Linked DNA regions of Mus musculus: region 1 is linked to region 2. The links are chromatin contacts, found by POLR2A ChIA-PET in ENCODE. All regions are on one chromosome and are shown on one strand. Each heading gives the region's core, a stretch centred on a gene start or an enhancer-like site at or near the end of the contact. The rest is flanking DNA. Distances are from core to core; before and after follow the strand shown. Region 1 holds the start of Nptn (neuroplastin). Region 2 holds the start of 4930461G14Rik (RIKEN cDNA 4930461G14 gene).

Region 1 (2,879 bases), core at 36-2,535, 130 kb before region 2:
ACTTTCAGTTCTAAAAGCCCACTTCCTCCATCTCCCCTGCCACCATCTCTCATTGCCCTCAATCCCACCACTGCAGATGTGGCTGTGTCCCAGCCCTCCCCAAAGGCCGAACTAGCATCATAAAGCATTTGCCACAACTCGTCCCCTCCCTAATGTATCCGCCGCGCTACAAAGCAACATTACACCCCCGACTTCCTGCATTTTACTCTCTTCCCTTATTTTTCCGTCTTCCCCCACTCCCACCACTATACCCAGGCACCCTTTACTTCCCTGATATTTCTTCTACCTCGGTTTTAAAGCTTTCCCCGCATCCTCTGCTCATTTTCCTCTCCTTATTTAGAAACTCCCTTTTGCTTTCCCAACCGCTACCCTAGAATGCCCAGCACTCCACCCTCCTTGGCAAAACCCAATCCTCTTCCCCCAGCTCGTTTGGAGACACTGCTGCTTCTCTTCTCCAGGTCCCCCTACTGCAGTCAACCCACTCCATCTTTCCACCCACCTTCCCTCTACCCCCAAATCCAAGGTTTCCCGAATCGCTCACTAACCCCTCTCCTTGAGAGACTCAAGCAGTCTGCTGCCTCTAGGTATTCTACGGGATCCTTTTGACCCCAGCTTCCCCCCTCCTCCCATTTTGCAGAATGTCACCCGGGTTCCAGGGCCCCAGTAGAATCCCGGGTGTCAGCGCCCGCGGAGCCCGGTTCTCTCGCCGACACCACCCCTCCGCCAGCTCGAACTCGAACGCCTGTCTCCCGCCGCTTTCTCCAGAGCCGCCCCCGCTACTCCAGCTCCCGGTGCGCGATGAGCCCTACGCCGCGGACCTGTCTACAGAGCCCCGGGCTCGCACCAAAGCGACGCCTCCACCTCTCCGCGAAGCACCTCCTCGCCTCAGCCGGGTCGCCCGCTGCCGGCTCCGGCATCCCCCTCAGGCCTGGGCCCGGCCCCTCTGGTTGCCAGAGCCGGGCGCCCCCGCCCGACCCGCCCCCGGCCCCTCGGCTTACCGTTCTGAGCAGCGCCTGGCCCTGGAAGGAGCGAGCCAGAGACCAGCAAGAGCGAGAGGGCCAGGGCGCCGGGGAGCGACGAGCCCGACATCCTCCCTAGCCGGAGAGCGCGCAGCGAATGGGCCGGGGCCGGGGCCGGGGAAAGGGAGGGGAGGGAGGGAGGGGGCGGGCGAGCGCGCGCGCGAGGGAGTGAACGAGGGAGGCAGCCGCGGCCGAGCTCCGTCCTTCCCTGTCCTCCTCCTACCGCCGCAGCGTCCAAGCCTCGCGAGACCTCCGCTGGCGGCCGTGGGCGGGCCAGGAGCACCGGCGGCAAGGCTCGCGAGAAGAGGCCCTCTTCCCCCCCCTCCCCAAGTCCCCGCCCCTGCAGAGGCTGATTGGCCAAGCACAAGGGCGGTCACGTGCGAAGGGCGCTTTTGGCCACGTGACGGGGCGAGGCGGGGACTCCACCCGCTCCTTCTCCCACGGGGGAAGACGGCGGAGTACAGTTCTCACTTCTATGGGATCCTAGCGCTCAGAAATTAGAGGAAGCATTGAGAAAACAATGCTCCCCCCACCCATCCTGCCTTTCATGCGTTACTGCTCGAAGCTTCAGAAATGGATACCCTAGACCCTGCTTTTGAGCTTCCTATTAGTACCCCTTATCAAAACCCTGCTTTTCCTTCTGGACTTTGACCAGAGACCCCTAGAGGTATCTGGCCACAACCTCTCTGCCTCGTGGATTTTTTTTTCCCTTCCAGGCAGTGTTAACGATCGCTGTGCTTCCTTGCACGGACATCTGTTCCCTCAGCCTTCAAGTGTCCTCCTTTTCCTCCCTACCTGTGCCCTCCCCACCCCTCTTTGGCCTTATTTTAGCTTCACAAGCTCTGAGGGCCTGAAGAGCTAGCCTGTGCAGGGCTACAGATCCAATTCTACAAGGAAGTCACAGTGTGTCCAGTAATAGGCAGAACCTTTGGTAGAGGAAACCCGTAAGAAAATAGTTTCCACTCAGTTCACTGTTCAGCCTGGTGTATCAGAGATGACCCACAGGAAAGGGGCAATCAAAAAGGAGTTTAGCCATGTTGCATAGAAAGTTGAGAAATGCCTTCTTTTGCGGTGAGAGAGTACTGGGGAGATGTCATAGTCCTTAAAAATGCTTGATACACAAACGTGAAGACCTGAGTTTCCCCAGCATAAAACAGAAAAGGATGGCCACCAGAGCCAACGCTGTAATCTGAGTCTGGAGAAGAGAAGAGCTCTCTGGTTTGCTAACTAGTCTGCCTAGCCGATCGATGAGGTCTAGGCTCAGTGAGGGACCCTACCTCAAAAACTGAGTATTCTCCAAAAAAAAAAAAAAAAGAAAGAAAGAAAGAAAGAAAAAGAATAGTTAAGGGAGATACCCGAAGGCAACTTCTGGCCTCCCAGTGCGGGCACACAGGCTCTCGAACACAAACACAGATTTGGGGGAGTTGGCTTGTTTGTTTTCCCTGAACCACCCTCAGCACTTGTGGTTAGCAAAGGAGTGTTTTCTGTGGCTTAGCTCATCTATGAGTCACAACAGACATCCTCGGGTGTCTCTGTGGCTTACAAGTGAGAAAGGGTAAACTGGCCTGCTGACCTGACTATATTCAAAGGGTTAGAGAATCTGGAGTAAAGAGGAGGCAGAGGGGGGCTGGTGAGATGGCTTCAGTGGGTAAGAGCACCCGACTGCTCTTCCGAAGGTCTGGAGTTCAAATCCCAGCAACCACATGGTGGCTCACAACCATCCATAACGAGATCTGGCGCCCTCTTCTGGAGTGTTTGAAGACAGCTACAGTGTACTTACATATAATAAATAAATAAATCTTAAAAAAAAAAAAAAAAAAAAAAAAAAGGAGGAGGCAGAGGCAGTTGGATTTCTGAGTT
Region 2 (2,911 bases), core at 46-2,545:
CCGAGGATAATGTATGTAAAATTCCTAACATGATGCCTGGCAAGGGGCAGCTCCCAACCACTAGCTGTAATGATGGTTACTATTACTAATCCCGTTGGGCAGTGCTTCTCCACCTTTGAAAACTCTAGGTTCCTTTGTGAGAGGCACACAGGTCTCAAACCCCTGCCTTCTTCCACACAGGATTTAAAAAGAAATAAAGGCTGGAGGGGTGGGGAGACATTTCAAGAACTTACAAGAGAGCTTCCCAAATACAGGGATGGCTCCGGGTGGGCTGGGATGGGGAAGGTGTTCTGGGCTGCATTTCTGAGTGTGGTCCCGAGGCTCGGAGCAACCACTTGGGTAGGACTCCCCTCTTTCCCAGGCTACCCGCAGTGTGTGTTGGATCCCCGCCCAGCCTCGCAGCTCAGGCCGCAGTGACTTTGAGCCAAGAACAGAGGAAGCTCTTTCGAATACAAATACCTTTGGACCCTCAGATCCCAGCCGGCGCGCCATTCTCATGCTAATGAATGGGGCTCCAGTTCAGGTGGTTTTGAAGGGGAAATTGCCAACACAGTTACCCAGCCCAGCCTGCTGCGTTTCTCCTCTGCCAGGACTAAGACCTCGGGGATCATTTTTAGCACGGCCTCCAGTACCAGCACCAGCTCTACCCCAGTGACTCTATAGTTCTGCAAGTCTCATGACTGGCTGGGCTCCATTATTTGGGGTTTATGAACTGAACAGATCCTTCTAAATCAATGTAATAATTCACGTGACAGTGATAGCTGCCATTCACACACCTACTCTCCAGTCAGGGTGTTTGGGAGTGTGCTCAGAGCACTGGGTCCGTCATTGTTCCGTCTGCAGCAGTGAGGCCCAGAAAGTAAGGCAAAGTGCTCCAGACCTTGCCACTGTGGTGCCAGGCTCCAAAGTCAGATGTTGTATAGGGCTACACCTGTAGGACATAGGCCTTGATCATAGGTCACATCACCCTATGATCATCAGTTTGGGGTTTCTGGGCCTGTAAATATTCCCCCACTGAAGCCCCATTTCATTTTTCTGTTGTCTTATCATTGCCCTCTCCCCTTTTATCCAGACCTGGACAATACCTGTTTTAACTCAATGAACTACTCACCCTTCAAGGCCTAAGTCACTTGTACCAGCTCTGCTACATAAAGCTGTCCAAGCAAGCTCTCTTCATTCTGTCTCCACTGTTCAGATCTTTAGGATAGTCCTCAGGTGTGGTCCTGTCCCCTTCTGGGCTGGGAAGTACTTGAGGGAGAGTACCTGCCTAGTTCATCTCCACAATGCCAATGCCTGGCACTGAAGAGGTCAACTCAGGAACTTTGGAAAATTCCATCTCCTCTCCTGGAAGAGAAAGGTCATAGAGGACTTAGGCACCACCCCCTCCGGAAGGGAGGGGCTAATTACATTCCTCAGACAAGGTGGGGGGAGGGAGGAACCAACCATCAGCCACTTGCGGGTATGGGAAGTCCTGAGCACATAGACACATTCTGTGACCATTGGCCACCTATAGACAAGGGAAGTCCTTGCCACCTCATTCCCTAAAGACCAATCAGTTTAAAAGTCGCACTGTTCTGCCAATCACAATGTGCGCAATGGCTGCGGCTCTGAAAACTGTATAAAAACTTACCGAATGGGCTGTGCAGAGTCCTTGTTCTCTCTTCTTCTTGTGCAGGGTGACCCCAGCATGCTGGAACAATAAAATTCCTCTTGTTTTTGCAACGATTCCCGGCTCAGCGTTGTTCACTGTGTGTGTGTTGGGGGCAAAGGTGTGTGTGGGGGGGAAATCTCTCACCAGAGTCTTACATTATTGGGCCTGGTAATCAGCTTCGAGAATGTTTCCAGGATGAGCCATTGACTAAAAGGGATGGTTCCAGTGGAGAAGGCTCTGGGCACTGAAGGGGGCACTGAAGCAAAAGTGTCATGAGCTCTTGGCATCATGAAGCTCCACACCTTGGCTTCACTCTCCCATCTGTGCTGGCAGTGTCTCCTCCAGAGCGTCCTAAGACAGGTCACTTTGTACCTCAGGGCCTTGACTAAGGCCAAGGAAAACTTGACTCAAAAGTGACTTCAGCCTAGATAGGCAGGGTACCAGCATTGCATTTGACACCCGTCTCCTACCAAGGTATGGGGAATGTGGCTGGTGGGTCACTGCCTCCTGCCTTTGGGGGGCTGCGTGGTTTTGGAGAGAGCATGTATACTTCTATTCAAGAGCAGCCAGACCTCTAGGTAATCAGGCTCTAAGCCACATCCCAGCTCAGATCAAAGGCAGCCAGACTATCGTCAGTTCACATGAGTCACACATTAGCCAAGCATCATGGGAGAGTGATCTTCCCCGTGAAGCCTCAGTCACAAATGCCCTGCTCCCCCACCTCTGCTACGAAGCCCAGACATATTAACTAAGCCTGCTTCCTTGAGATGCAAGACCTTCCACCCCCAGACACCTTCAAAAGGAGACATGTTCCTTGGCTGATGAGATGGAAACTCTCTCAGACTCTGTCCCCCAGTGGCATCTGCAGCACTGATAAGGCTCTACCCTACAGGACAGTGTGACTCAGCCTCTCCTCCTCCCTCTCTTCTCTTTCTGCCTAAAATCTAATACTCCTCAGATGACTTCTGAATGGACTTCCCCCTCCACCTTGGCAATGGCTAGGTTGCACACTCTCTCAACTCCTTCTTGAATTTTCCACCCCATCCTGGACTTAGTAGAGACTAGAGAAGAGCCTTGTAGAGACAGTGAGCTAAGCAAGCTCCAGGCTGGGGTACTCCTCTTTTGTTCAGCTCTGACCTGACTCCTGTCCTATAAAAGCCCACCCTGGCTCTGGAGCGGTTATGTGTAGGGTTCTGGGAGGTGGGGGGAGAGGGATACTTATTCAGGAAGTCATGTCCTGGAATTTATCTCCATAGCCTA

Evidence for each region. ChIA-PET counts read pairs that join two places held with the same protein, here RNA polymerase II (POLR2A).
Region 1: POLR2A ChIA-PET joins it to region 2 with 14 read pairs in embryonic stem cell. The contact joins the promoter of Nptn here to the promoter of 4930461G14Rik in region 2. POLR2A ChIA-PET finds 5 or more read pairs at or near these places in 3 of 5 experiments (Patski and embryonic stem cell).

What each region holds. Positions count from the first base shown.
Region 1 is chr9:58,580,646-58,583,524 of GRCm38, reverse strand. Nptn (neuroplastin) reads right to left here and starts at 1,285. Exons shown (of 9, transcript NM_001357751.1): 1 at 999-1,285. The coding sequence starts at 1,089.
Region 2 is chr9:58,453,557-58,456,467 of GRCm38, reverse strand. 4930461G14Rik (RIKEN cDNA 4930461G14 gene) reads right to left here and starts at 1,295. Exons shown (of 3, transcript NR_040736.1): 1 at 1,112-1,295.